3 separate regions of the Homo sapiens genome follow, and regions 1 and 3 are each linked to region 2. A link is a loop called in an ENCODE intact Hi-C map of the cell type or tissue named here. Cell type or tissue: PC-3. All regions are shown on one strand. Each heading gives the region's core, and the rest is flanking DNA. Links, peaks and the distances in the headings are about the cores only. Region 1 holds the start of LINC02107 (long intergenic non-protein coding RNA 2107). Region 2 overlaps WDR70 (WD repeat domain 70). Region 3 overlaps WDR70 (WD repeat domain 70).

Evidence for each region. Hi-C counts contacts between places; a loop is a spot of excess contacts. Peaks named below come from ENCODE experiments on the same cell type or tissue, not always from the same donor. Only the 100,000 strongest peaks of a DNase experiment are listed, where the experiment ranks them.
Region 1: it touches region 2 in a loop (6-fold over the local background); 3 of 110 quality-filtered maps call a loop at or near these places.
Region 3: it touches region 2 in a loop (3-fold over the local background); 6 of 110 quality-filtered maps call a loop at or near these places.

What each region holds. Positions count from the first base shown.
Region 1 is chr5:38,018,444-38,029,120 of GRCh38, reverse strand. LINC02107 (long intergenic non-protein coding RNA 2107) reads right to left here and starts at 3,424. Exons shown (of 3, transcript NR_147009.1): 1 at 3,362-3,424; 2 at 65-234. In PC-3, for the core only: CTCF peaks have their summits at 4,898 and 5,097 (motif pointing left); no DNase peak of the experiment used is centred there; H3K27me3 peaks cover 4,549 bases.
Region 2 is chr5:37,406,699-37,417,375 of GRCh38, reverse strand. The region is part of intron 5 of WDR70 (WD repeat domain 70); the gene reads right to left. Among named protein-coding and RNA genes, the nearest start is that of WDR70, 33 kb to the right of the region's middle. In PC-3, for the core only: a CTCF peak has its summit at 4,201 (motif pointing left); a DNase peak (open chromatin) is centred at 4,185.
Region 3 is chr5:37,717,375-37,728,051 of GRCh38, reverse strand. It overlaps WDR70 (WD repeat domain 70), which reads right to left. Exons shown (of 18, transcript NM_018034.4): 14 at 6,837-6,937; 15 at 5,118-5,197; 16 at 3,002-3,118; 17 at 1,007-1,169. Among named protein-coding and RNA genes, the nearest start is that of GDNF-AS1, 120 kb to the left of the region's middle. RefSeq lists an enhancer at 2,821-4,020 and a silencer at 10,171-10,465. In PC-3, for the core only: CTCF peaks have their summits at 2,949, 4,220 and 4,419; DNase peaks (open chromatin) are centred at 3,571 and 5,021; H3K27ac peaks cover 1,060 bases.

The sequences.
Region 1 (10,677 bases), core at 1,222-9,221, 610 kb before region 2:
CAGAAAAGTAAGAAAAAGAAAACAAACAGACCATAAATGTAATTCCACTCCTCCCAGATCTCACCTCTGTTAGTATTTGATGAGTTTTTATTCACATCTTTTTTATGTAATTTGCTTGGAGCAGACAGGGCCTCATTGGGCATCACCAACAGTCAAGTTAAACAAGCAAGAACTTCAAGGATTGTTTACTGCTGCCACTCATATATTCCATGGGTATTTTGACCATATGAAAATCTGGGTATAGGAACAAAGAAAACCAATTTGATACTTATGAGTCTGTCTCCCTTAGCTCCCTTAGCTTAAAATGTTCATAATTAAGATGGAGGTAAAAATTATCACTGTGACATTTTATGCACTGGCTCTAGACAGTAGCAAGGTAGAGGACTAGAAGATTAAGATTTACTGATCCCCTTATGAAATCACAAATGGGTACTTTAGTCAAACTTAACAATACTTACCAAGTCTGTCCAGAAAGCTCATTTGAGCCTCAAACAAACAACCTAAATGGAAATTCAAGAGAAGACTTTATCTCCTGTCTGAGATTTACACAAAAATCAAATCTGTTACAGACTCATCTAAAAAACACAGATAACCGACTTGAGACCTTTAGCAAATGGAGTGGCTGCTATACACGTGGAAATTACCTCCTTCTTTGTTTTCAATTTCCTGGGAACCAGGGAGAAGTTCCGGTTTCTAAACCTTGAGGCAACATGAACAATGAACAATTGTTAGCTAGAAATAGCAGATGAAGCCTATTACTACACGACGGAAAGTAGACTGCACTGTCTTAAGGTTGTGTTTATTATACAGGCCTGGTGGGTAAAATGATACGGTAGAGAGTGAGTGTCCTGCTCAGTAGAAACCTCTGAGAAACCCTCCACTCCAAGGGAAGCATCCAACTTCTTTCTGTTTTTCCTCTTGTTGAGTATAGGCTTGGATAATTACATGTAATTTCCCAAGTCTGTCTTCATGAATGAAACTTCTTACCAATTTCTACCAAAACCCTCTACCAAATCAAATAAAGATAAGGTCAACAGAAAGCCAATACCATGCAAATGGTCAACAGAAAGCCAATACCATGCAAATACGCAGTAAAGGTCTTCATTTTTTTTTTTTTTCATTTGAGTGGCAAACCAAAAATCTTGAAAAGTTAACAATTCCATGATCCAGCAAAACAGCAACAGAACACAAAAGCTTTCCCTTGGGTTAGAATATGAAAACTTTTTTCAAGAGTAAATTCAATTGAGCTGAAATTGTAAAACCTGCAATGGCAAAGTGTATTTTTTAACCAAATTTGTTGGAAGCCAGTCATACACAGAAAATAAACCCAAACTCAAACTAGTACTGAAGTCCAGTTTCCTTTTAGCATTTTTTTAAAAAGAAGAAAGAAAAATAAACTTCCTAGACTTGAAAATGCAGCCTTTAGAACAAGGTTCCAAGAGTTACTCGGATGTTGGCTGATGCTTACAAACCAATGCTAACAAGTGGAGTGTAAATGAATCAAAACCAGATAGATTCCATTTCCCTTCAAGTAAATGGAGGTTGGAGACGGGGAGGTGGTGGGAATGCTTCCCAAAATGTGAATTTTACCAAAACCACAGTGTTCTGTATAAAAACTAGAGAAATATCATCTGAGCTTCAACTAGGGCTGGGTTTCAAAGAGGTGACATGAAGAGGGAGAAATGACACCCAGGAGCACCCTTCTGTGCCAGGCCATGAGCTTCAGGAACACTGGTTTCACCCCCACAATAAACGGCACGGCTGGCAGGTGTTCTCCCCCGACTTCAGAGATGAGAAAATGAAACGGGTGTACTCGCGTCCCCTTCTCTAGGTCATTCAGCCAGGAAGTGATCCTGAAGGCCGTCTGCATTAGGAAACAGTGCTCTCTCACCTCCTGTGCTCTTGTTCCATGAGAATCATTGATTACTTCAGCAAGTATGATGTAATGATGCTTTAATGAGGCCATTTTGGAGCATTCTACCAATGCAATGCTAATCTTGTCAAGGCCAACACCTGTGCTGACTTAGATAGTGCCTATGGGAGAACTAGGTAAGGAGAGGTAGAGAGTCATATTTTTTGTTTTTGTTTTTGTTTTTGTTTTTGTTTTTGTTTTTGTTTTGTTTTAGAGACAGAGGTCTTGCTTTGTTACCCTGGCTGGAGTGCAGTGGCACAATCATAGCTCACTGCAGCCTCAAACTCCTGAGCTCAAGTGATTCTCCCACCTCAGCCTCCCAAGTAGCTGGGATTACAGGTACACACCATAATGCCTGATTAATTTTTACATTTTTTTTTGTACAGACAGGGTCTCGCTATGTTGCCCAGGATGGTCTCAAACTCCTGGCTTCAGACAATCCTTCTGTCTCAGTCTCCCAAAGTGCTGGGTTTACAGGCATGAGCCACTGCGCCCAGCAAGAGTCTTATCTTGATTTAACTTAGGATCACCGTGAATTTATGTCATAAATCCAAGTTACTCAACTGTGGGGCAGGCCTGTGCTTCACCTGCATTACCTAACTCCTTTAATCCTCAAAATGACTATGGGCTTTATAGCATTTTTATCCCTATTTTATGCCTAAGAAAACAGGCTTGGAAAGGCTAAGGAAGAGGCAGAGCCAGGATTCTCACCCAGCCTGCCTGACCCCTCCGAGTCCAGATCATGTGCTCTTACCCCCTTCACAAAACTAAAAGGTTAATAATTCTAGAAATTATGCAGCAGTGGCTTTTCAAGGTATGTGGTTATCACTGATAGCAGCTTCCTACACATGTATTCATTTATCCAACAGGTATTGATTAAGTGATTACAATATATAAGACTGGGGGGTTATAAAGAGATCAAAAAATGTTCAAGTTCTTGTCCTTAGTCTCAAGCCATGTACAGCCCAGACTTACTCAGTTCTGGATTTTCCCCTGGTCTTCTGGCTACTGTCCTTTATCTTTTCAACTCACTTGTTATTACAGCAGTTTATTTCTTTTGGACATGTCCAAATTTCTGGTTTAGATAAGTCTGTCCCTGAGACAAGTGAACTTCATCAAGAGATAAATGAATGGAGAGACAGCTTTAAACCAAGGGCCTCTGGCATTCATAGAGTATCAGAACTTGAAGGGATCTGACAGATGGAGCCTGTATTGGTCAGAGTAGTCTACCTGCTATAACAAACAAGCCCAAACGTTTACTTCTTGCTCTCACAAAATTCAAGGGGTACGTTTCTGGTTGGGCCTCTGTCACACCTGTGGTGATACGTGGGGATCCAGGTCCTCCCCTGCTGTGGCTCCCCCATCTCAACAAAGGGTTTCAGGATGCCCCAGACTTCATCCACACAGCAGACAGAAGGCAGAGAGAAACGTCAGAGCAGGCATACTTACTTCTAACTGACTCCTCCCATTCCATCGGCAAGAGCTAGTCACAGTGCCACCTTCACGCCAGGGCCTGGGAGGTCTGTATGCAGGTTACCGGGAAGAATAAGTCAGTTTAGTGAGCATTCGGCCCATAAAACCACCGTGCAGGTGAGGAAACTGCTGCAAAGTATCTACTGCTACAAAGTGCCTACGCGAATCAACCAGTGTCACATAGAAGCAGATTCCATATTCCACTGCAGCACTCTTTGCCTACAACATTGATGCTTCCTAAAAAGACGTGTCTTGCTTTTATTTCTTATATCACACTTACTATATAGATTTAAAAAATACAGAAAAACTTAAAGAAAATAAGTTTGCACTATACTTTTCCAACATAGTCGCTCTTTATGTTTTGATGCCCGCTAACCTCTTCCACGTGTGTACCCTTATTATATATCACACAGACAAATTTTAATTATAAAATGTTCCAAACATACAGAAAGCAGTATAAAAGAAACCTAGGGATGCGCCACTCAGATTTAACAAATGTTAACATTTTACCACATTTGCTCAGTTCTCTCCTTTAGAAATAAAATGGATCCAGCTGAAACTCATCTAATTCTTTCTCATTCCTAAAGGAAATGAAGAAGTGCTATCCTAAAGCTGGTGTGTATAGATCCTGTGAATGTTTCCGTACTTTTACTCTATATATATAGATAGAAACGTTTTTGTACTTTTACTGTATATATATAGATACAAATATATATACTGTATATATATAGATACGAATATATATACTGTATATATATAGATACGAATATATATACTGTATATAGATACGAATATATATACTGTATATATATTACAAAAAGTACTGTATATATATACAGTAAAAGTACAAAAACGTTTCTATATATATATATATACAGAGACAGTCTCATTCTGTTATATATATATACATATATATATATATACAGTAAAAGTACAAAAATGTTTCTATCTATCTATCTATCTATCTATCTATCTATCTATCTATATATATATATATAGAGAGAGAGAGAGAGAGTCTCACTCTGTTGCCCAGGCTGGAGTGCAGTGGTGTAATCTCGGCTCACTGCAACCTGCACCTCCTGGGTTCCAGCAATTCTCCTGTCTCAGCCACCTGAGTAGCTGGGCTTACAGCCGTGGGCCACCCTGCCTGGGTAATTTTTTAATATTTTTAGTAGAGATGGGGTTTTGCCATGTTGACCAGGCTGGTCTCAAACTCCTGGCCTCAAGTGATCCGCCCACCTCGGACCCCCAAAGTTCTGGGACTACAGGTGTGAGCCACTGCACCTGACCTTTACTATGCAATTAGATTCATAAAATGTATATTACTTTTGTACATTTTAGATTTTTGCATAAGTGATACAATGCCATATGTATTCTTTTGTACCTTGCTTTTTTCAGTCAGCATTATGTTTTAAGACTTACCCAAGTTGATCCATGGAGATTATTTTCATTCAGTTGAACTAGATGTAGTATTCCATTGAATGACTAAGCCACAGTTTATTACTCATTCTTCTCATATACAGTTAGATTGTCTCCATTTTTCCCTTCACAGTAGTTTTAAAAAACAAAATTAGCATCAAATTATACATACAGATTTGCTGCCTGCTTTTTCCATGTAACATAACCTAGTTAAGCCTAGTAGTCACATATATTCTTTGAGAATATTATTTTTAACAGCTGTATAGTGCCCTCTCACACGAACATACCAAAATGTATTTAACCAATTCCCTCTAGTGGAACATTCAGGTATTTTCCAATAATGTGCTATATAAATTATACTTCCACGAACATCATTTTACGTGCACTTTTGGCATATTGACAAACAGAGAAAACTAAGGAGTGCCTGTAGAGAGGGAAAGTGCTACTATGGCAGCAAAGCAGCACTGTTCTGGCCCCGCACTTTCTGGGGCAAATCCTACCAATTCCACTTACTAACCATGTGACTTTGGACAAACTTAACTTCTCTGTGTTTCTATAAAATGAGATCGATGAGAGTAGTTTCATTAAATCCCATACCAGGTAGAGTTGTAGACTTTCTGCTTTATTATTTCTTTAAATTCCCCTGAAGGCAAGCAAGGGAAATCCTGCACCTGAGGCTCAAACATGTTTACCTAAAGCAAAGTGCCACTCGGAGGACAAAGAGTCATGAGATTTGAACCACTCCAGAACAGTGCCCGGTGCATGGCAAGTATTCAGTAAGTTAGGTTCAACACACACACACACACACACATATATAGTGAATACGCATTTGCACACATGCATACATGCACTCACCCACACACACACATGTGCACACACACATCTATACCTCTATGATAATTTTGGCTATGTGATACAGTGCTATTGTGCTTTTGTTCTATCCCAACTTTTCCTTATTGATAAAGCTAACTAATCTTCTCCCTATGTTTTTTTTTTTTTTCCATCTGGCACATCTTGCTTTTGCTGGCAATTGCTTCTTCGACCCCCCAGCAAACCTTCACTACCCAACACATTATACACTCAGAAAGTGCCACTAAAGCCCATTACTGACATAATGAAATTCTCTGACTCCCTCTTTCCATTTCAACCAAGTGGTCTGTCTATCCAAATATTTTCTCCCCCAGAGTCCTCCTGTCTGTCTTACGAATGGTGTCCCACTTCCCAGCTGACATCAAACCTGTGCAGATTACCTTTTCAAGCAAATGTAAATAAACAATAAAGCACAAAACAAAGAAGCCCACTTGATTTTTTTAGTTCTTCTAGAAATGGCTCAATAAAACTTCACTGGCCACAGGAGACTTCCCCTAATTCAACTAAACAAACACTGTTCCTTCTTCTGTTAAGAATGTCATCGGGCAGTCTAATGGGCTTTGAAAAACTCTTTGGAGCTCTGCACTGGAAAGGAAGATAAAAGGAAGCCACGGATGAGCAGTGAAGCAGTCAGGCTCGGATCCCTGCCCTCACCTCTGAGATCAGCACATTCCGAAATCTGATGAGATTCATAAATTCACAAGGAAGTACTTACTGCACAATTTGCCATGACAATTTCCAAATGGCTTAGGGTGATCATGACACCTTTAGTCTCAGAATGCCAGGAGAATACTTGAAAGGCCCTGAATTGATGAAAACCATCATGGTTAGAGCTATTTTCATATTATCAAATATGGTTTTAATTAACCTCAAAAAAACAAGAAAGAGGTTTCTAGAAAAGACAACACATACACCCCCCCAACCCCCGCCACACACCTACTTCTATATGATAAACCTAGCTGAAAAGGGGATAGGTCCCACGCCACATTTCATGAGAAAATTAGCATCTTTCAGTCTCTCTGGAATGTATTTGTGTTCCTTAGACGCGAGCTCAGTTTCACACTTCCAACTCCTTAATATTAATTCCTTTTCTTATTTCAGCCTGACCAGAACAAATTCTGTCCTGAGGCATCTTAGCAATAAAATCCAAATGGGGTTTTGCCCTCTGGCCTATAACAACTGGTGTCACTCCTATGAGACCATGTCTAGACTCTTAAGGAAAGTTAGGAAAGATGTCATGCTAGATTGGCTATTGTGTTTTTTGAATTTTGGGAAGCTAGATTACTCCCCTGCACATTTTTATACCCATGGGAGTCTCAGATCTGGACTCAAAATTGAGGGGATGTAGGAATAAAGTAGATATAAATCTTGTCTACTTCATCATCATGTCATCCAAGCTCATGTTTTCTTCATAAGAATGCCTTTAAGAAGTCAGAATGTTATAATCTTAGGTAGATGCCTATTTATATCTTTGCTACATACCTTCTTTTTCCAAGGTTGGGTTTTTTTGTTTGTTTCTTTGTTCATTTAATCTAGGAGATTAGTAAATAGCGTTTTATTTGAGGGTGGTTAGCATTGATTGAATCATACTCTATGGCTTTGTCTTGACAATTCACTCTCAACCATTCTTTTATCAAAGAAAGGAAAGATAAGAAGTAGAAGAGATAGAGGAGAAGGAAGGGGAAGGAGAATAGAAAGGAAGAAGGAAAATAAAAAAGGTAGGAAAGAAGGAAGGAAGGAAGGAGGGAAGGAAGGAAGGAGGGAAGGAAGGAAGAAGGAAGGAAGGAAGGAAGAGAGGGAGGGAGGGAAGGAAGGAATGAGGGAGGGAGAAACAAAGGGTGAATGGGCATCATTGGCCATAGTATCTGAAAGAAAATAATGCATTGGGTATAAAGGCTTCAACTTTATCCCAGAAAGGCTTTAAACTCTCAGTACATTCTTTTTAGAAGTATAGACGCACAAAGTTACACCACCCTTCAGGCATGAAACAACCATCCCACTCAAATACAAGGCTTACAGACATGGTAATGAACACAAAGAGCACCACAGAGCTCCTCAGAAGTGTCAGTGTTGCTTAACATTTTATTTACTATTTATTTATTTATTTTTGGGACAGAGTCTTGCTCTGCCGCCCAGGCTGGAGTGCAGTGACACCATCTAGGCTCACTGCAACTTCTGCCTCCCAGGCTCAAGCGATTCTCCTGCCTCAGCCTCCTGAGAGCTGGGATTACAGGTGTGCACCACCACACCCAGCTAATTTTTGAATTTTTAGTAGAGACAGGGTTTCTCCATGTTGGCCAGGCTGGTCTCCAACTCCTGACCTCAAGTGATCTGCCTGCCTCGGCCTTCCAAAGTGCTTAACATTTTAAATTAATGCAGACTTACATTTCTAGGCTTTTCTTAATATTGCGAGTTTTGCTGATACCCAAACAAAATGGACTTCCCTCAAGTGGAATTGAATTTGCCTCATGGTAACTGTTGCACAGAGCCTAACTTGTTAGGAGGTAGGATAAAAGAACACTTTTTGTAAAAAAGAACACAAGCCTGGGAGTCAAATGGGCGCAGTCCTGCCTACAACTGACAGTGTCTACCCTGGACAAGCCATTTAACCCCTTAAGAGCCCATTCCCTCCTCTGTAAAATTACTCATTAAAATGAGTACTCACTTGGGTTAGATCTATGTTGAATATCCTCCTAGTAGTGCAGCCTTGTAAACAGTCCCAGAAGGACGTGTCTTGCCATGTTGTAATTCAGCCTTGCTATACCAGGATGTGGGGATGGATGGGAGTAGGGAGGCAGGGGTTGGATAAAATGAGAGAAATCAAGGAATCTCAGAGCATTTCCACCGTTAGCATCATTCCCACACTCTGACTTCTGGGAACTGCCACATTTTTAGCACCCTGTTATTTGGAGAGACACAAGATAGGAAGATGCCACAATGAGACATTTTCTTATTCTGAACCCTCATCTAGCTCCCCCAACCGAGCTGGGGGTGGAATGGCAGAGGCAGCAAAGGTCACACTGCTAGGAGTAGACTGAGCATTAGAGAGGACACATCCAGAAATGCAGCAGGAGCCCATCTTGGTGCATGTGTCCCTCACTTCATGGGAAGCCATGTGCGTTCAAACAGCAGCTACACAAAGCACAGTTTTGCAAAATCACTCTTCAGTCATCTATGCAGGAGATGTTAATCCTGCTCCAAGCATCATAAGAAGGTTGTATTAAATGTCTGCTGTTGATTTCCTTTATGAGGTTGGTTTCTGCCCAACAGGTCAAGTGAGGCAGGACCAGCAGAAATTGAGAGCGAAAGAGGAAGGGAGCCCATATTCACAGAGAATGTGCTCCAAAATGCAAATGACTGGCCAGGCACCGTGGCTCACGCCTGTAATCCCAGCACTTTGGGAAGCTGAGGCGGGCAGATCACCTGAGGTCAGGAGTTTGTGGCCAGCCTGGCCAACATGCTGAAACCCTGTCTCTACTGAAAATACAAAAATTAACCAGACGTAGGGGTGCGTGCCTGTAATCCCAGCTACTAGGGAGGCTGAGGCAGGAGAATCACTTGAACTCAGGAAGTGGAGGTTGCAGTGAGCTGAAACAGCCCCATTGCACTCCAGCCTGGGCAACAAAAGCGAAACTCCATCTCAAAAAAAAAAATGCAAATGACAAATAGAGGGCTTGGTTCTTAGGACAATGGTTAAAGAGCAGCAAAGAATATGCTCAAATAGATTTGAAGTCGGTTGCTAACAAAATCACACAAGGCAGCAGGACATTTGCTGTAGAAACAGTAAATATTGCAGTCAGCCAAGAGACAATATCTGACTCACAGGCAAATAACGATGTATAAAAATTGTCTTTTTTTCTTATTAAAGATTTTTTCAAATTAACACATTGAATCTTTTCTTTTGGTTGACAAAGCCAAAAGACAACTGACACCCAAAGGGAAGAAACAACCAGGGAAAAAGCCAAGTTTCTAAAAAATTAAGACATTTCTTCCATTTCTTTCCTAGTTAATAACTCAGGCTTCTCTATAAGGAGCAAAACTGCACATATACAATTGGCCTTCACTTTGTGTGTTCATAGTCCCACAAGAACTAGCCAAGCCTGCAGAAAGTCTTGTCAGAGCATTGTCAGGCTTTAGACCCTAAGGCCTGGAAGGGCCTGCAAAAAGCTTAGTAAATGGAGACATTTGGGCGAGCCCCCAGATCTGGGAAGTCAGGCTTACAAATGGTCAAAACAGTCAACGTTTCCTATTGCAAGTCCTAGGTAGTCATTAGTGGTGGAAATCCTGAGTAGTTTGATGGTGTCATCCCTATTTTCCAGATCAGAGGTGAGGATAGAAGTTGACTAAGGAAGGTATCCAACCACCACCTGCAGCGTCAGGGAGTGCTGGAATCAGGCCTCAGCCTTGTCTCCCACAGCCACATCAACCAGCCTGCTGCCTGTCAAGGCTCCTAGACACTCGCTCAAGATTCCAGAAACTACTCCAGCTTCACTCAATGTAGACTCACCTCCACTGTCTGTCCCTGCTGCTCCCTGCCCCACACTAAGAGACTCACCAGGAAGGTCTCTTCTACTCCCATCTCTAAGAGAACACAAGGATTGAAGTGCTTGCAAATCCCCTAAGAGTTCCTTAAATTTTCAAGGTACTATTTTAACCACCTCCTCCATCCCTTAAAGCCTGAGGAATTGGACAGGCAGGCAGGGAAGCTGTTTGGCTCGGGGATGGAAGAGTCACTTGGCCGCTTCCTCTTCCTTTTGCCTCCCAAGAAGTAATGGAGTAGTAACACAAGTCTCCCCTCTTTGCCACCCCATCCACCAGACAGGTATGGCCAAGAACCAGAAAATTCTCCATTCTGGAGACTGTCCCCACCTCTTCGTAGGTGCCAGTGGAACATTTGCTGGGGGAAGAAAAACTGAAGCTGTTTGTTGTCGTTTTTTAATCGTCGAGAAAGATTTATATTCGTTTTACACTTGAATAGAATTTTTTAGGGAAGAAATGATGAG
Region 2 (10,677 bases), core at 1,123-9,122:
GCGCCCACCTGTAGTTCCAGCTACTAGGGAGACTGAGATGGGAGGATTGCTTGAGCCTGGAAGATCAAAGCTGCAGCTGAGTAGTGAGCATGCCACTGCACTCTAGTCTGAGTGACAGAGCAAGACCCTGTCTCAAAAAAAGAAAAAAACAAAAACTTGTAAGTAAAGAGACTATAATCAAAGTCAGATAAAAAGTACCCCCATATTTGTCACTGCACTTAAAGTATGCTTTGGATTATCTTTATAACTTAGTCCATCTTCCTTAAAGTATCCTCATTTTGATCCATACTAGCAGTGTCCATCACATAGCAGATGCACAAAATATTTGTTGAGCAAAATAAAAACCACTGCTCAGAGGCAGAAACAACCCTTGAGAGGATACAAAAGCTTACCTGGAAAGGGAGCTTTAAAAAGACTGCACACTTTTGACATAATTGTGGAGGACTAGCCTAGAAATGTGTAAGTGGAGTATTAGCTTCTCAGCTTCTAAAGAGTAACTGTGGCTGGGCACGGTGGCTAACGCCTGTAATCCCAGCACTTTAGGAGGCCAAGGCTGGCAGATCACTTGAGGAGTTTGAGACCAGCCTGGCCAAGATGGCAAAACCCTGACTCTACTAAAATTACAAAAATTAGCCAGGCATGGTGGCACATGCCTGTAATCTCAGTTACTCAGGGGGCTGAGGCACGAAAATCGCTTGAGCCTGGGAGGTGGGGCTTGCAGTGAGCCGATATCACCCCATTGCACTCCAGCCTGGGTGACACAGGGAAACTATCTCAAAAAAAAAAAAAAAAGAAGCCCTCTCCCAAGCCCTCTCCCTCTCCCTCTCCCCACGATCTCCCTCTCCCTCTCCCCACGATCTCCCTCTCCCTCTCTTTCCACGATCTCCCTCTGATGCCGAGCCGAAGCTGGACTGTACTGCTGCCATCTCGGCTCACTGCAACCTCCCTGCCTGATTCTCCTGCCTCAGTCTACCCAGTGCCTGCAATTGCAGGCGCGCCGCCACGCCTGACTGGTTTTCGTATTTTTTTGGTGGAGACGGGGTTTCGCTGTGTTGCCCAGGCTGGTCTCCAGCTCCTAACAGCGAGTGATCCGCCAGCCTCGGCCTCCCGAGGTGCCGGGATTGCAGACGGAGTCTCGTTCACTCAGTGCTCAGTGGTGCCCAGGCTGGAGTGCAGTGGCGTGATCTCGGCTCGCTACAACCTCCACCTCCCAGCTGCCTGCCTTGGCCTCCCAAAGTGCCAAGATTGCAGCCTCTGCCCGGCCGCCACCCCGTCTGGGAAGTGAGGAGCGTCTCTGCCTGGCCGCCCATCGTCTGGGATGTGAGGAGCCCCTCTGCCTGGCTGCCCAGTCTGGAAAGTGAGGAGCGTCTCTGCCAGGCCGCCATCCCATCCAGGAAGTGAGAAGCGCCTCTTCCCGGCCGCCAGCCCATCTAGGAAGTGAGGAGCGTCTCTGCCCGGCGGCCCATCGTCTGAGATGTGGGGAGCGTCTCTGCCCCGCCGCCCCGTCTGGGATGTGAGGAGCGCCTCTGCCCGGCCGCGACCCCGTCTGGGAGGTGAGGAGCGTCTCTGCCCGGCCGCCCCGTCTGAGAAGTGAGGAGACCCTCCGCCCGGCAGCCGCCCCGTCTGAGAAGTGAGGAGCCCCTCCACCTGGCAGCCGCCCCGTCTGAGAAGTGAGGAGCCCCTCCGCCCGGCGGGAGGGAGGTGGGGGGGTCAGCCCCCCGCCCGGCCAGCCGCCCCGTCCGGGAGGGAGGTGGGGGGGGTCAGCCCCTCGCCCGGCCAGCCGCCCCGTCCGGGAGGGAGGTGGGGGGTCAGCCCCCTGCCCGGCCAGCCGCCCCACCCGGGAGGGAGGTGAGGTGGGGGGGTCAGGCCCCCCCCACCCCCAGCCGCCCCTTCCGGGAGGGAGGTGGGGGGATCAGCCCCCGGCCCGGCCAGCCGCCCCGTCCGGGAGGGAGGTGGGGGGGTCAGCCCCCCGCCCGGCCAGCCGCCCCGTCCGGGAGGTGAGGGGTGCCTCTGCCCGGCCGCCCCTACTGGGAAGTGAGGAGCCCCTCTGCCCGGCCACCACCCCGTCTGGGAGGTGTACCCAACAGCTCATTGAGAACGGGCCATGATGACAATGGCGGTTTTGTGGAATAGAAAAGGGGAAAGGTGGGGAAAAGATTGAGAAATCGGATGGTTGCTGTGTCTGTGTAGAAAGAAGTAGACATGGGAGACTTTTCATTTTGTTCTGTACTAAGAAAAATTCTTCTGCCTTGGGATCCTGTTGATCTATGACCTTACCCCCAACCCTGTGCTCTCTGAAACATGTGCTGTGTCCACTCAGGGTTAAATGGATTAAGGGCGGTGCAAGATGTGCTTTGTTAAACAGATGCTTGAAGGCAGCATGCTCCTTAAAAGTCATCACCACTCCCTAATCTCAAGTACCCAGGGACACAAACACTGCGGAAGGCCGCAGGGTCCTCTGCCTAGGAAAACCAGAGACCTTTGTTCACTTGTTTATCTGCTGACCTTCCCTCCACTATTGTCCTATGACCCTGCCAAATCCCCCTCTGCGAGAAACACCCAAGAATGATCAATAAAAATAAAAAAAAAAAGAATAATTGTGACTAGATCAGAAGCTAACTTTGATTCAATGAAATGTTTAGGAAGAAAGTAGCCATGCCCACAGCCAAGGATGGCCATTCCATTCATTCAACTAATATTTCTTGAGTACCTACTATGTGCTAGGTATCTGTCAAGCCACTGAGGATACAGCAGTAAAAAAAAAAAAAAAAAAACAGACTGTCCTCATAGAACTTACATTCTTATGTGAAGAAAGACAATAAACCAATACACAAAAATGTCAGATAATGATAAGTACCATAAAGCAGTGATAGGAAAAGAGGTGGGATGGGGAGCAGGGGGGACCTATATAAGATGGACAGAGAAGGTAACACTTGAGCACAGATCCAAGCAAAATAAGGGAGCCATGTGAAGTTCTGGGTATTATTCCATGTGGAAGAAAGAGTAAATAGAAAGTTTCCATGCGGGAATAAGAATAGAGGTCTCCAAAGAAAACCAGAAAGATCAATGTGGCTAGAGAGGAGTGAGCAAGCCAGGGGGTAGAAGGGGATAAAGTCAGTGTGATTTGCAGAGGCCAAGGCAAAGAACCTGAAGTGATAGGAAGAAACCAGACGTTTGGAGCAGAGAAGTGACAAGATCTGATATATATTTTCTTTTTTTTTTTTTTTTTTTGAGACAGAGTTTTGCTCCTGTTGCCCAGGCTGGAGTGCAATGCGCAATCAAGGCTCACCGCAACCTCCGCCTCCTGAGTTCAAGCGATTCTCCTGCCTCAGCCTCCCAAATAGCTGGGATTACAAGCATGCACTACCACGCCTGGCTAATTTTGTATTTTTAGTAGAGACAGGGTTTCTCCGTGTTGGTCAGGCTGGTCTCGAACTACCAATCTCAGGTGATCCATCCGCCTTGGCATCCCAAAGTGCTGGGATTACAGACGTGAGCCACTGTGCCCGGCAAGATCTGATATATATTTTCAAAAGTTTGGATTAGACTAATGATCACAGAAATAAACCTTATTCAACTTTATAGACTTCAATATTAAAGTATGAGGAAGCTATCCTTAAAATTCCCACATAGGAATCTTTTTTTTTTTTTTTTTGAGACAGAGTCTCGCTCTGTCGCCAGGCTGGAGTGCAGTGGTGCGATCTCGGCTCACTGCAACCTCCGCCTCCCTGGTTCAAAATGATTCTCCTGCCTCAGCCTCCCAAGTAGCTGGGATCACAGGCACACGCCACCATGCCCAGGTAATTTTTCTATTTTTAGTAGAGACAGGGATTCACCATATTCGCCAGGATGGTCTCCATTTCCTGACCTCATGATCTGCCCACCTCAGCCTCCCAAAGTGCTGGGATTACAGGTGTGAGCCACGGTGCCCAGTCAGGAATCTCTGTTACTTATCTAAAAAGCTTAAGATAAAATTTTAAATATATTTGAGAGAATTTTTCTGCATTCTTCTTCAGAGAAAAAAAAGTAATTATTCCAACACTAATCTCAATCTCAAACTCACTTGTTCCAGTCTGTAGAAGACATTATTTATAAAAGATTCTTTTTTTTCCTTCCACTATAGACAGGCAAAGGGAAAAACTGGATGCTTGCCAAAGAGCTTCTATTGCCCCCTAGTGCCCATTTTCACACATTAGCAGTTTCGAAACCCTAAGGAACATAGTCACTGGGTTTTGGAACACAGCTTCTAGCATCCTCTGCTGACATAACCTTGCAGGCGTAATTAAATTACTCTGTTTTAAAGGACATTAATTCTACTTTGAAGTTAAAATAGTTAAGTTTTCTCATACCAATTTTTTAAAACTTTTCTTCTTTAATTGAAGTCAACTTCAATTAAATTTAAATTGGTTATTGATCAAATATTGGTATTGATGATGAAAACAATGATAAAACCCAGCCATTCTGAGTGCCTAGTATGAGTCCTATGTTGCGTGTTTACATGAATCACCTTATTCTTACATCAACTCCTGGGAACTAAAAGATAGTTTTCTCCCGCTTTGAATTCTTCAGCCTCTCCCCATGTATCAGGGAAAGAGACTGACTGATACAGGTGGCTGGCAATGATCAAGGCCAAGGGGATGAGATGCCTCAGACCAGAAGACAAAGCAACACAGTGGTGGCCCAAACTTGGACTCCCCACCACAGAACGTGCTAGCCAGGGAGTCAGACAGAGTTCATGGAGAACAGGTGCTCACAACTAGAAAGCTGCTGTTACATCCAGCCCTTAGTTACAGTCATAAAAATCCAACTTTCTATTTTCTGTAGTAATGGGAAACAGGATAGCAAAGATAATGAAAATCCTCAGTAATCCTAAAGTTTCCATTTAATTATGAGTTAGAACCTCCTTCATCCCTAAAAAAAAAAAATTAGAATCATGAACAAGTAATAGAAATGGTTAAAAGATGTTTTGTTTTGTTTTGTTTTGCTTTGAGATGGAGTCTCACTCTTGTCACCCAGGCTGGAGTGCAATGGCAAGATCTCAGCTCACTGCAACCTCCACCTCCCGGGTTCAAGCAATTCTCCTGCCTCAGCTTCCCGAGTAGCTGGGATTACAGGCGTGCTCCACCACGCCCAGATAATTTTTGTATTTTTAGTAGAGACAGAGTTTCACCATGTTGGCCAGGCTGGTCTCGAACTCCTGACCTCAGATGATCTGCCCGCCTCAGCCTCCCAAAGTGCTGGGATTACAGACATGTGCCATAGCATCCAGCCAAAAGATGATTTTTCACCTGTTTTCTCTGATACTTCCCACTTGAATTTTTTTTTTACTTAGTTCTAAGAAAAATAATCATAATCCTTCAAATTCTACTGGAAAGAACAATTTTATTACCATTATAGATAAACAAAATGGAATAAAATAAGTAAAAAAAAGTTTATCAAAAAGAAATTATAATATAATTAATATTTTTAATATAGTGCCTTTAGCAGTAAAACTAAATCCAACTACTAACTAGTAACTGAAGTAAAATACATATAAGAAACAAAAAAATTAATCACAGTTGGGACAGTGTGGTTTATAACGTACCTACTAGTAAGTACTCTGGTAATTTTGCTTCCAATTTTAGAGCTATCAAATTGTTTTTTTCAAATCAAGACGGAGTCTCATTCTGTAGCCCAGGCAGGAGTACGGTGGCATGATATCAGCTCACTACAACCTCCACCTCCCAGGTTCAAGTGATTCTCATGTCTCAGCCTCCCGAGTAGCTGGAATTACAGGTGCGTGCCAACACACCCGGATAATTTTTGTATTTTTAGTAGAGATGGGGTTTGGCCATGTTGGCCAGGTTGGTCTTGAACTCATGACCTCAACTGATCCACCCGCCCTGGCCTCCCAAAGTGTTGGAATTACAGGTGTGAGCCACTGCATCTGGCCAAAAAAAAAAATCATTTGTAAACAGTATTGTAACTAGGAGGGGCACAAGGAACTATAGAGATGACAGAAATGTTCTGTACCTTATTTGGGATGGTGGTTTCACATAATATATACAACTGTCAAAATTCACCAAACTGAACCTTTAAGATCTGTGCACATTATTATATTAAATAACACCTTAAAAGCAAGGTATGGTGGTTCACACCTGTTATCCAGCACTTTGGGAGGCCAAGACAGGAAAGCGGCTTGAGGCCAGGAGTTTTGAGACCAACCTGAGCAACACAGCAAGACCTTATTTCCACAAAATAAAAATAAAAAAACAAATAGTTACACCTTAATAAAAACAATCACACTTTTTAGAAAGTATTGTGTGACTGTTTTAAGGAAAGAAAACTACAACTTTTTCTGATTCATTTGCCAGGTAGGTTCATAAGCTATCAAAATAAAGCGAGAATAAAGTTTTAATCTATAAATTTAATTAACTAAGTCATCTCTATCTTGAGGCAGCTCTTACAATTATTAAACTATAATGTATCTAAATTGTAAGGTTAGGGCAAGGCATGTATAATGGTTCTTATGGAAATAGATGTTTATTTACAGTTCTATGCTCACATTTCCTTTGTTCACACTTCCATACCTACTTCCATTTTCCATATAGAAACTAAGGGCTATGTGTCATAAAGAAAAAACACATTTGAATGTCACAAGCTTTTCATTTATAAAAACCAAAAATGTTCAATTCCATTTAACAAATATGTACTCTGTACATACCATTTATAAGGTATTGCATTAGAAGACACAGGACTTTTAAAAAACTACCATACCTTTCATACAAAAGTTCCTGTACTTGAGGTCTTAATATATGATTGGAAAAGAAAGGTAAGGGAGTTAGGACAAGCACACAAATAATGATTTAACAACAAGAAGCCAGAAACCAAGCCTGGGAAGTAGCAAATGCAGCTAGCATCTGGAGAGGTTGCTTAGAGGAAATTATATTTCAAATGGTCCCTAAAGGGTACACAGAATTTTAACAAGCAGAAACTGGAGGAATGAGAAAGTAGCATTAAAGTTTTCATCAGTACTCAAGTCAAAACTAGCAGACTCAGGCCAGGCACAGTGGCTGACAACTATAATCCCAGCACTTTGGGAGGCCATGGCAGGCAGATTTCTTGAGCCCAGGAGTTCGAGACCAGCCTTGGCAACATGGGAAGACCTTGTCTCTAAAAAAGAAAAAAAAAAAAAAAAAAAAACTAACAAACTCCAAGCTGGGTGGACTCACATTCGCCTGTAGTCCTAGCTACTTAGGAGGCTTAGGCAGAAGCACTGCTTGAGCCCAAGAGTTTTAGACCAGCCTGTGCATCATAGCAAAACCCTATCTCTTAAAAAAAAAAACACTAGTGGACCCCTTTCTCAGAGAAAATGAATGGGCAACATAGAGATTGGTGAAGTCTGAAAGATTTATGCATCAGGTCTTCTATATATTTGCCTATTGTGATGAAAGATTTGACATGTCTTTGAAAAAATATTCTGAATTACTGATAAAGCCACTGCTAACTGAGGAATGAATTATAATAGTTGTGAAAAATAACGGGAAAGAGTGAATAACTAAAACATTCTCTTAAAAAAAGCCAGTTTCTCAGCCGGGCATGGTGGCTCACGCCTGTAATCCCAGCACTTTGGGAGGCCGAGGTGGGTGGATCACCTGATGTTCAGGAGTTTGTGACCAGCCCGGCCAGCATGGTGAAAACCCGTCTCTACTAAAAATACAAAAATTAGCCGGGCATCCTGGCACACACCTGTAATCCCAGTTACTCGGGAAGCTGAGGCGGGAGAATCGCTTGAACCCAGAAGTCAGAGGTTGCAGGGGGACGAGATCGCACCACTGCACTCCAGCCTGGGCAACAAGAGCAAAACTCCATCTCCAAAAAAAAAAAAAAAGTAAGGCCAGTTTCTCACATTTGTTAGTGGGAGCAAGGAAAAAGGCAGTTTTTATACCTTCATTTCCCTTATGAGTGCTTCAGTGATCCTCGGTATAAACAAACCTGACAGATACACAGTCAAGCTTGACAAAAATCTCGGCTGAGGCTAGTTTTTTGGAATCTTCCCTTAATAAAATAAACCAAAAAGATTACATCTCATTTCCGAAGAGAAACAGTAGAATAACTACACAGCAGAACCAGACACAAAAGAATTCAAATGAAATTCAGCCAGGCATGGTGGCTCACGCCTGTAATCCCAGCACTTTAGGAGGCCGAGGCGGGTGGATCACCTGAGGTCAGGAGTTCGAGACCAGCCTGACCAACATGGTGAAACCCCATCTCTACTAAAAATACAAAAATTAGCTGGGCATGGTAGCAGGTGCCTGTAATCCCAGCTACTCGGGAGGCTCAGGCAGGAGAATCACTTGAACCCAGGAGGCGGAGGTTGCAGCGAGCCAAGATCACACCATTGCACTCCAGCCTGGGCAACAAGATGAAACTCCATCTAAAAAATAATAATAAAAATGAAATTCATGCATGTTAATACTCTGACCAAATCTTAAGAGTTTAAAGATTGCATTAGTACCAATAAACTTTACACTTTTTATTCCTTTGGAGAAAGGTAGCTAATGTTCACAAGTATGAAATAAAATCAAATAAGCACACATGCTATATATATTATATATAATACACACACACACAATATTAAAGAACCATTCACAATGGCTAAAAAGACCCAAAAAAATTCAAAATAAATAACTTGTCATTGCTATAACTGAAAGCAACAAATATTGAATATAGATACTCACTGCTTAGTTGCTAGTTGCCCCTTATCATCCATTCTTTGTATTGGAAGCATTAAATTTTAGGTAGACTCCTGGCCTCCAAAAAAGAAAAACTATTACACTTCTCAAGTTAAACAAAGATACAAAGTTCAAAATGAGGAGGCTTCTTTATCCTTATCCCTCTACCTTCTTTTTTCAATTTTTTGAGCCAAGTGTCTCGCTCTGTCTCCCAAGCTGGAGTGCAGTGGTGCAATATCGGCTCACTGGAACCTCCACCTCCCAGGTTCAAGTGATTCTCCTGCCTCAGTCTCCTGAGTAGCTGGGATTACAGGCGTGTGCCATGACACCTGGCTAATTTTTTTATATTTTTAGTAGAGATGGGGTTTCACTATGTTGGCCAGGCTGGTCTCAAACTCCTGACCTTAGGTGATGCACCCACCTCAGGCTTCCAAAGTGCTGGGATTACAGGCATGAGCCACTGCGCTTGACCTTGTCCCTCTACCTTCTTACTGACAAAAATGCAAAATTAATGGCTACAGCTACAGCATCTAACTTGAAGCCTGTATACTAAAGATGGCAGAAAAAAAGACAGACGCAGACGAGATCTGAGATATCCTGGACCTGCAAACTAGTTCTATTCCATTTAACTCCTTATTCATTAATGTGAGGGAGAGAAAAGACTTCTATCTTGTTTAAGCCACTGTTGTTTTGCATTTTCTGTCACTGGCAGCCAAATTAATAATACACTAACTAATATACACTTAAAACAGGCTCCACACTCAATTCCACAGGCTTCTAAGTATGGGAGGCAGCATCATACTGTAAAAGCATGGTTAGGCTGGGCACAGTGGCTCACCTGCCTGTGGCTCACACCTTTAATCTTAGCACTTGGGGAGGCCAAGGCAGGAGGATCTCGTAAGGCCAGAAGTTTGAAACCAGCCTAGGCAACATGGCAAGACCCCGTTTCTACAAAAACAGACAAAAGGCGTAAAAGGAAAAAAAAAAGCACAGATAGCCTACGTGTGCATAACATCTCTCTCACTTAATAGCTAAAGTAGGCAAATAAATAAATTGGACTAATTATTTAACCTCTGTGGGAAAAATTTGAGAAATATTTACCAATTATTTAGTGGTTCTGACTTATTTCTATTTTTTTTAAGATGGAATCTCACTGTCACCCAGCCTGGAGTACAGTGGTACGATTTTTAGCTCGTTGCAACCTCCGCCTCCCAGGCTCAGGTGATCCTCCTGCCTTAGCCTCCTGAGTAACTGGGACCACAGGTGCTCACTACACCCGGCTAATTATTTTTTGTATTTTTGGTAAAGATGGGGTTTCGCCATGTTGATCAGGCTGTTCTTGAACTCCTGAGCTCAGGTGATCCAGCCCCCCTTGACCTCCCCAAGTGCTGGGATTACAGGTGTAAACACTACACCGGCCTGACTTACTTAAATGTTATGTCTTGAAAAGCTTTATACTATTCTTTATATTCAGGCCCATCTCTCCCTAACTTTATTACTTTTGAGACAGTCTCACTCTGTCCCCAGGCTGGAGTACAGTGGCAAGATCATGGCTGGCTCACTGCAATCTCAAACTCCTGGACTACACCTAATTATTTGTTGTTATTCCTATTGTGAAAAAGTTATCTTTCACATTTAACACTTTAAACTGAACATTATTAAATGAATCTAACAGTTTTCGTTAGTTCCTTTTGTTTCAGGTAGAGTCATATAAACTACACCAATATTCCCACCTCTTCCTTATAATGCAGTCTTGATAATTTTAGTTTAACTGGCAAAAATGTCTAGGATAATATTAAATAATAATATGATTGTTACCTCTGTTGCTCCTTAATTATGTACAACACTGACTGTTGGTATGATGCATGAGTGAATTCCTTCAAATGATACGAAAGTTTCCTTTTAGTTTAAGTTTTTTATTAGATATCCTGTTAAATTTGTTTTTCAATTCCTCTTTTGCTAT
Region 3 (10,677 bases), core at 1,297-9,296, 310 kb before region 2:
ATACTAATGTTAGTTTTATAGTTTTGATAATTAATTGTACTAAGATTATGTAAAGTGTTAAATTAGGAGGAAGTTGGGTGAGTAGTATATATGTACTCTCTGTACTATTTCTGCAACTTTCCTAAAAATCTAAAATTAAATTTAAAAAGTTTAAAAATTTAGAAACTGAAAATTCTGGCCAGGTGGAGTGGCTCATGCCTGTAATCCGAGCACTTTGGGAGTCTGAGGTGGGAGGACTGCTTGAGACCAGAAGTTCAAGACCAGCCTGGGCAACAGAGTGAGACACTGTCTCTACAAAAAATTAAAACATTAGTTGGGTGTGGCAGTGCATGCTTGTCGTGCTAGCTACCCAGGAGGCTGAGGAAGGAGAATCCTTTGAGCCCAGGAGTTTGAGGTTACGGTGAGCTATGATCATGCCACTGTACTCCAGCATGGGCAACAGATCAAGATCCTGACTCTAAATAAATAAATAAAAATAAAAACGGAAAATTCTATAATAGTACCTATCTTTAATGTAAATGTAGCTGGTTTGATAGCTTTAGGAACCACTCCCTATTCATCCATGCTAAGCTGTCTGAGGGAATACGAGCAGGCAGGATCTACTCTGCAGTGTTACTTACATATACAGCTCTATAAATAAAAGTGAGTTCATAATAACAGACCTACAAACTGCTTCATTTGCTTTTAACCCTCGTCAACTAAGATAATGCACATAAGCAGTGATTTGTTTGTTGTTTGTTTTAATCATGGGCAGGATGGGCTTCACATAATGGTTTACACTATGCTACAACTCTGATGGAATGGGCCTAGTTTTAAAATTCATGATTTTAGAGTCTTATGATACATACAAATGCCTAGGTTTAAAGACCATGAGTACCTGGCCTATTTTTCATATCTAAGTATGAAATAAGAAATAGAGAAGTTAGAACTCAAAAACAACATTGTTATGTTCTCCCCAATTCATTAAACATAACAATTTTCCTGTTTTAAAAAGCTATATTCTCACTTGGAATATGCTGGAGAAACCCAATATGGGCTGTCTTCTGCTGCTTTGGCATGACGCAAAATGGCTTCCCGAGGATTACTGTCATCGGTCTTGTCCAAAGCAATGTTCTTCACAATATAGGAAGAGAGAGTGCCCCCGTGGGTTCCAACTCGGCCACCACGACCTATTGCAAAAGAAAAAAAACCAAATTAGAAACTGAATGAGCATGAGGATACATAGGTATATCTGTGTACACTGTACTTATCTGAGCACAAATCTCAAGAGTACTTAAATTTCATCCTTTCAGCTTAGATTTATGACAATCAGAACCAAAGAGATCACCAAACCTCAACTTCCCGATAGCACTTTTAAATAGGAAGAGATTTTTTTGTTATGTCTCAGTTGCTTAACTTACAGAATGATACCAATATAGAAAAAATTACAGATAGTTTGCCATCTATATGCTTTAAAAAGTTCCTCTGGCATCAACATTTAGAATTCAATTAATAAAAATAAACAATATTCATTAGATGCTATTTAAATAAACATATCTTAGGGCTTGGCATCTTCCAAGTCCCTTACAGGTACTTTGCTGAGTATTATAAGAGAAAACAAATAAGCTAAACATACTGATTCATGTTGCTCTGCTGTACTATAATCTCCCTATGAAATAGGAACCTCTTTAAGGGCAGGGATTTGTTCCCCACTAGATCTCTAGCAGCTAGTATAGTGACTGGTACTCAGAAAGATGTAGGACTTCTTAGGAAGATAAAATAAACATATGAAAAGCCAAATAACACTAAAAGATTAATTTCATAAATCAAGATAAGAAGAAACTAAATAAGGCAGGAAATAATTAACTGTGAGATAATTTGTATGGCCAGTAACTATTATGGCACTTAGAGGAAGATAGCACTTCAGGCTCAGGTGGTTGAACAGGTCTTTATGAAAGAGATGGATCCAATTTGTGAAAGCTTAGGAGGTAAAGAAGGTTATTTTCAATAAGCAGAATGGGTTAAGTACAAAAATGCAGAAAGAAGAAAGTTCAATGGGTATTTGGGGACAGGATTGAACCAACAGTAATCTCAAAAGATCAGAGCAGGAAAGAAGTAAGGTGTAAAGCTACAGGGGTAGATTTGATTTGGACTGTACAGAACCTTGAATCTCTGGAAAGACAATTGGACAGTGGGAAGCTTATGAAGGTTTGGAGGCTGTAGCAACATGAAAAGCTAATGGAGTTAGGGATTAAAGCTGTGTATAAGACAAATAGAAGTGAGGTGGGAGAAAGGGAGTGACTTGAGACTAAGGTGCATAGTTAGAAGGGTTCACAATAATCCAAGAAAAAATCTTTTTTGGAAACTTTAGTTAGGACGGTGTTAGAAAAAAATGAAAAAAATAATTAAGATAGATATGCAAAATGTTTTCTATGCTGAAGGAGCAGACCAAATAGAAACTACACAGATGATAACAGAAAATGAAATTCTAGTCAAGGTACGTGCTATACTATTAGCCAGTGCTGCTTGGCTTTCTTCTGGTACCTACTTCTCAAAAACTCTAAAGACTTTTATTCATCTTCTAGTGATATCAACACAAATCTAAATGATGGCCACATTCTGCCTTGTGTGAAACCTAATCCAGCCTGGATTCTGGTCAAAGTGCCCAGTGTTGTACATTAAGCCAATATTGAGAGCAGTGGTTTTAACACTGGGTTCCAAGGTCCACTGAGCCCCCGAGTTCCCCTGAGGCCAGCTAGGAAAACTCTAGTTGGAGACCAAGCAGAAAGGGCCCCAGTCTTCCTCCCTATTTCAGTATAGAAGCTCAATTTTTATCAGCTTTATACATCTGGATTCTGCATCAGCTTTTCTGTTACTAAAAAGAAAACATTTTTAAAACACTAGTAAAATCTCTCTGAAGACAAAGAAGCATCCAGGCCCAAAAGACCTTCCCAATTTTATATCAATTACCCCACCCTGCCTCTGAACCCCCTCTGCAGGTCACTAGCTGGATCACAGTCACCTGGGCCTGCTACAGGAGGTTCAGGTTTATGCGACTTCAGGGGATCCAGTCTGTCCTTCTCCAGCTGTTTCCTTGTACTCCGTTGGCGGGGCTCACGGAACATAGGCAAGGCATGAGCTACAAGAAGTCACATTTGAAAAATTTCATTATAACAATAACCTTCCCATCCAAAAACATAGTTAAAGCATGACTAACTGAAAGATGAAATGGAAGTCATAATGACAGTCTTGATCTGATAATAAAAGACAGTCTTACTGTAACCAATTAGCCAATTTTGCTTGAGACCAGACTCACTGGTCACCTCTCCTGGCAGCTAACAGCACTCAGGAAATACTGTCAAATATTGTCATGGAAACATCGGTGAGGCTCCCCATCTCCCAAACCATGGGTAGCAGTTAAAACTTAATTACCGTGGTTTTGAAAAGAAACACATATTGGGACTGCCTCTTATTTTTTCTTACAGGACCCAAATGTGAATAATGCCAACAGCTTGCTGTCAGCCCTGAAGTTTCCTCAGATGTCTCATAAACACTGGAATCACTTCACACGTTTCTGAAATGTGACCACCTCTCAGGAGGAGTTGACAACACTGAGTAACCGGAAGGGAGGAACACTTATCCCACTGAAACTGGGATAAAGGTTGCCATGAATGCAAGAGGTGCCTAAATCTCTTGGCATGGGGACTTAATGGGGCCTTATCCCTCCTGCTATATGGTAGCAAAATAAGAAAATAAAAACCAAAGTAATATGCGTTCAATTGCTGTTACTGTTTACTCAATGTCAAAATTAAATTTCAGAATATAAAAGATTATAAGAATTTAAAAAGGAAAACAGTATAATATTCTAGGGGAAAAGGAAAGAGTTATTAGGGGAAGTATTAAATAACTCCCTTTTTTTGCCCCAGAAAAGTACTAGCAGTTTCTTTTGACTCTTACGTGCAGATTAAACCCCCTTTAAAAGAAACTTTTCCCGGGGGACCAGGGGAAGGAAGGGAAAGGTTAAAGGGAATTTATAATATCAATAAAATGTCTATAACACCTCAAAACCTCTTCCAGTATCCCCTCCTACCTTCTACCTATACTGCCAACTGAGGCCAGACCATATCACTCACCAGTAAAACATGCCTGCCTTGAGTCAGGGGAGCTGAGAAACATAGCCACCCGTCACTCAGTTGGGCAACACAACACAACAGTATTTTTAGGAGGGGGAAAATAGCTTTTCACTTCAAACGACTGGAGGAATTTAAGTAGGCCGCATGTAATTACATGAGCTAGACTAGTTATGACACTGACTTTAACACTTCTACTCTTGCAAAAAGTGTCATGGGATCTCTTTACTGGTCATAAGCTCCAAGGGACTTGGTCTCATATGAGACCCACCACCAGTGAGAAAACCCAGCAGTACAGCGCCCCCTGGGCTCCAGACTGAGTCACTGATAAAGTCCACAGGGCCATCCACTAATGATAATCGCTGTAGCATCCATTATTTCTTTCCTAGCTGTCACCTGTTGCAGGTTTGAGATTGTGGCTCTGGGAACACACATCTGCCAGATTAATGAGGTTGTGTGACATACGTGAGAGAAACCACTCTGCCCTAGTAAGCTTTCTACTCATACCCCAGGTAGTTAATTTTATATACAAATTCCTGTGGATCAGTCTAGCACATGGTCATAGAATTTCAGAGAAAGCTGGAAGAGACCCTTCCTCTGGTCGCCACACTTCCCTGATTAAAAGTTAAGTTGTTCAACATCACATTGCCACTCAGTGGTGGAACTGGACAAACCCAGGCCTCCTGATTCCAAGACCAGCACTCTTTCTTGTTCACACTTGGAATAGACTGTTACTCTTGAAAAAACTGCTATAAAGTAATGTATTGGACTCGAACAGGCTTTTCCCTTTTGGGTTGAAAGCTGCATGAAATAACCCTGTCCCTGTGATGAGTCACAGAAGCCACAGAGGTTAGCTGTTACATGACTCGTAGTCCTATCCACATGAATGGGCAATTTTGTAATATATGCCTGAATTCTGAGGGCTTTCTCTGTCTCTAAAGCTATGCAATCAAAACCACATGAGAGTAGAAGAGAGATGCATGATTGAGAGGCATGTTAACGACTTACGGGTGATGATGTAGTCCTGAGTTAGAGTCTCAGCTTGTTTTGCCTTCCGCTGGGTTTTAACCACACATAATTTTGCTCCCCTAACGGGTGTAAAAGCAAATTATTTTCTTTACTTGGTCTTAGAAACAGAAAATTTCATGTTGAAAACATGAGATACTTTCAGGAACATACTCTGTGCATGCACTCCATCTACACAAGTACTTGACTTTCTGAGGGATGGCAACAGATGGGCTCTCAGTGATAAAAGCTTAAACTTATGGAAAAGCAAGTCTGTCAGTCAGTGGTTATTAACAAGCAAGAGGGTTGGAGAGGTAACAGGGCAACAGGACACAAGTTTACAAAACCTATAGGAATAATGTGAAATTTTAAGATCTTAAATAATAAAATTACCCAACCTTTTCACTCTAAAGGTCACAGGGTTAAAATTTTAGTTTATGTCTCAGACTAAAGCAACCTGGGTGGTCTACACCCCAAATGGCATATGTCCACTTTTCAAATACAAGAGTACAAGTGTCTGGAACTGAGTTGGCTTGGCAGTGTTGCCGAGGGGCTATGGCCCAAGAATGTGTGGGATTAACCAAAAATGTGCTTAGAACATTGCACTTCTCCTTAGTAGTACAGAGTTATCCTTTTCAAGAGAAGCAAATACAAATAAGTAAATTTCTTAAAGCAAAGCTTCCACAGAAAGTGCCTTCTAAATGGGTGCTATCAAATGAGGCTCATCATTTTCTCAAGTGAAACAGACTCCCATCCTAAGTACATTAGCATTTTTAATTTCTTTTTTAAAAAACAAATAAAATCCTATTTGTTTTCAAATACCATAAATATACTTTATTGTATAAGGCCAGGATTCCAACTCTAGTCCAGGAAGCTCTGAAGGAAGATGGGGCTGTCTGCTTCTATTCAGAGCAAAATTATGGCCAATGAATATTCATTAATAGAGGCTGGCTTTCCTTTCCTCAAAGGATGTGGGACCTTAAAACAGGTTTATATGGGACCCCAGTAAATTTCACATGTGAATTTTAATGCTAGTTAACCAAGTCTTACTCTAAAGAAAGCTTATCAGTCACTGTACTTTAAGAGAGAGAAACAAAACCATCTTTTCTGGGTGATGACACATATCCATCTTTGTGCCTAAGCAAAACGGAAATAACTGAGGAAATGACTGAACCTCTAGTTACGTTTTCAGACTTTTGAAATACAGTGGTATGCTTAAGTTTGAAACTTGGGTGGGCATGGGGGTGGAGGGGAAACGTATCTGTGCTGTCCCTTTCTGCGGACAGAGAATAATCTTGCCAAACATCCAAACTGCTAGAAGCCAAAAAAGAAAGAAGCAAAATGGACAAGCTGATTCCATTTCCTGTAAGTGGTTAGTTCCCTGCTTTGTTAAATCTCTTACATGTATCACTGCTAATGCCTCTGTCCAGGGTGGTATGCAAAGTGGGCAGAACGTTTTTCCCCCTTGCACTCAACATTTCAGCTAAACAACTGCAAATTCCCAGGAAACTTTCGCTTTGAATTCAGTGTGGATCAAGGGCAATATTCAAATCCTTTTTAAAGCACAATACCAGGAGTTTGAGGCTTTACTTTGTTCCAGCTGCATTTTCTAAATGGGTGGATCTCCATCAAAGTGGGAAATAAATAAAAGCGGGGGTGGGAGGGAAATCCCTCCCCCCAGTTGTTGTCATCCATCTAAAACAGGCAATACTTATGAAATACCTCTGACTCTTGTTGGGGTCGTAATAGACTTTAGCCAATCCATTTCCAGTTCCAACCATGATCTGGTTCAGCTTTGGATGCCACAGGCAGCGAACAACACTCTGCAAAGGAAAAGCGCAGTGGTTGACTAAAGAGGCCAGATAAAAATGGAAACAATCCTGCTGGTACTTTGATGGCTAGTCTACTATATCAAATATCATCCTGATGGTTTACCTCTAACTTTCAGACATTTTCTTTTAAACCATAAAGTTGTGTTCCTGAAGTAAAATTCCATTCCATCACTTATTATCTGGGTGATACTCCATAAAAATAAAAAAGATGTTCTCTTCCTGACATTATCTCCCTTTCTGGACAGCCCTGAAACCACAAAATTAGGTTTCCCAGGTCCATTACCACGTGAGGCTGGCATCATGGAATGCTAAATCCACATAACTCAGTTACACTTACCACTGAAGCGAATTTCATGCTCTTACACACATACAATATGTCCCTCTGGACAGCAGATTGAGACCAGGTGGTTATTGTTTTTAGTTCACAAAGATCCAAATCTCATAAAGCTTTTTCAGAAACAATGCACATTTGTAGGCATTTAATAATGTCTCCCTATCTATGAGATAAAACAGCAGGACAACAGCAGAAGTAAAACAGAGATACAGAATACAAAGACTTGACATTAACCTAAATGAAAAGCTGTTTAAGAGAAGGTTCACTGGAAGTTATGATCCTATGAATTCATTACTGGTAAGGAAAATAAGTGGTGCTCTGGGGCTGAAAAGAACCACAAGTTCTCAGTGAGAACTATAACCTGTTTTTAATTTTTGTCTGTGGTAAGAGGGCAGAGGTGGGAGGGATAGCGTGGACAGAATTAAAGGGAAAAAAGATGAAGCTAATGTTAGTAAACAGAAACCCCATGTACTAGGTTCTATAGAACTCACTCTGATAGAACAAGATATGAGTGGAAGCATTAATTCAATGTTTATTAATAATCTATCACTTGTCAAACTATATATAGGGACTAAAGGGGAAAAGGGTATGATTAGATATTAGCATTTTATAGTTCTAGTGGTAAAATGAAAATCATGACTACGTCTCCTAAATCTACTTTGGGCTGAATTTCTTTGGTTCCTTGTCTCTACTCATTCCACTCTTTTGTTAAGACAGAATATCTTGAAATCTCTCAGATCCTTTTTGATAGAACATTGATTCCCAGCTGGGCATGGTGGCACGCGCCTGTAGTCCGAGCTACTCAGGAGGCTGAGGCAGGAAGATTGCTTGAGCCTAGGAGTTTGAGGCTTCAGTGAGCTATGATTGTGCCACTGCATTCCAGCCTGGGTGACAGAGTGAGACTCTGTCTCTTAAAAAAAAAAAAAAGAAAGAAAGAAAGAAAGAAAAAAACAAAGAAATAAAAATTCTGACTCCCATGTGAATGGCAAAAAAATAGGCCAAAAAAAAATAGGTAAATGGCTGCAAACCCTTACCTGAGATTCCAGAGGAACTAAGGAGAAAGCTGAAAAGAGTCTACAAGACTTTTATTTAATTCATATCTGATTTAACAGACTTACTCTAGAAGAGTGGTTCTTAACCTATGTACCACTGAAGAGGAATGGGATATTGTACAGAGAAAATCAAATCAGAATGGCTGTGTTTTCCCCATCAGCTGGGGGGAAAATTAAGTTAAAGGGGCAGGTTTTCACAACTTTAGGCTTGCTTTCCACAATTTTTCTCAAATCTATGGTGCCTGCTACCCAGGCTAGCAAGTTCTAAAAGATGATAAAACAAATATAATAGTGAGTAAATATTAACAGAAAAACTTGAAAAAATAAGATATATTTAATTTGATAGTTTGGGTATTTTTTGGGGGGGGGGTTGTTGTTGCTTTGTACCTATGCTTGTAAAACCTAGTTTATAATGCATACATATAAAAGTCACATTTTCTCCTAATAAAATTGCTCCTGGTTGGGAAGATGTAATTAAGTATATCAATAGCTCATGGTCTACAAAGTGCAGCTTCTAGGTGCTCCACCACTGAGACTAATTTGAGATAGACCACTGGAAATTCCCAGATGGCCACAGCCAGGTATATGGAAACATAAGGAGAGTCACAAACATAACTTCATGAAGTCATGTTTATGAAACCCTATGTAGAAGAAATCCATCTGAGCCAAGACTCATCTCTTTTAGTCTTTGCTTAAATGTCATTGCTATCTAAACCACCCAATTTAAAACTGTGCCCCAGAACTCCCCTTAGTCTGCTTTTCTTTTTTTATAGCATGTATCATCTTTTAATATAATATATAACTTATTTATTAATGATGCTGATTGTCTGCCTTCCCCACTAGAACACATATTTCATGGGCAAAGATCTCAGTCAGTTTTGTTTGGCAACATATCCCAAGTGCCTAGATTAGTGTCTGGTGCTCAAAAAATGTTCACCAAAGGAATGAATTAAAAGCTACAGTTCACCCATGCCTAAATGGATTGCTTTGCTAGGTAGAGCTGGAGACAATTTTCAAATTAAAATCATTACTCCATGAGAAATAATTTGATTTCCTCATATCATTATTATACTCAGGTATCCTACAAATGTAGCAGGGTTAGATTCCTCCTAATGTGGTCCTAGAGAGAGAGAATGTACATGAATCACAGAATAATGAAAGCGGCTGTCAAAGGCTTTCAGAAATCTCAGCCACCCATAAATGGCCCAGGACAATATTAAGGGCACAGTATTAGAGTTATTTCTCTTTCTTGGTTCTCTAGAGGTCTGGCTCAGCAGTCTAAGATTACTAGTTCTCAAATATGTTTTCAAGTGAGCAGGGTGCAGAATTGGAAAAGATCCACAATGTAGGCCTGATAAATTCCAAGACATCCAGCCAAACAGGCAGTTTCCAGGGGCAGCAGGTTACTGTTACTCTCTCCCTCTTCACTGAGGGTGTAAATGTTAGAGAGAGGCAACTGCCCAAGCCAACAGACCAAGGTCCAATTGCTTTCCAGGGAGTCCAAGGACACCTCACCTCTATTCCTGTTCACATCCTGTACCCTCCAGAGCCTTTACACACACATATAGCTGATTAGTATATGTTCTTACAGAGAAGCATATTTACCCTCCTTTCATGCCGAAACAGGGAGAGGCAAATAAGACCCCTTAAACTAAACAGTCATTCCAGAGCCCCATGCACTGTGGCAATGAGTCACTAAGCAGCAAATGAGAGGCCAGTGAGCAATCTGATTTAGGCAGAGGATACTTAAGGCTCAATTACCCTAAGACCAGTTATTAATCAAATACTACAAGGATTCTAAAACACGAAATGAAGAAACAAAATTTAAAGCCAAAGGTGGGTGGGCCTTTTTTGTTTATTAATATTTATTGTGTGTGTTTAGCTAACCTTTGTAAACTTTGCAGCTAATGCGGCTCCACATTTTATCCTGTCAAGGAAATGCATCTTATAGCAGAGAGCTGGCTACCTGCCAAACCAAACAATCCCTGAGACTGCGGCAGGGCTGGGAAGCAAGCTGAGCTGCCACGCTGCTAACTTGTCAAACATACATACCGGCTTTGCTTAACAACAATGCGACACGTGCCTGCTAGAAGCCTAAGGAACCAACATCAGAAGACAGATGAGCTATAAATACTTAGAAAGAGTACAATCCCTCGATCAACCAACCACCCCAAACTTTCTTCATCCTGTTCTTGAAGAAGTGCTTCTTTACTGGGAGCGTGACACATTCAGACCTAAGGAGTCACTGAGAAATGCAGCAAATAAAGCATAGAGAGCACATTTGAATAAAAGGACCAGAGAACCAGGAAGGAACATCAAGACATGAGATCTACAGAATCAAAGAG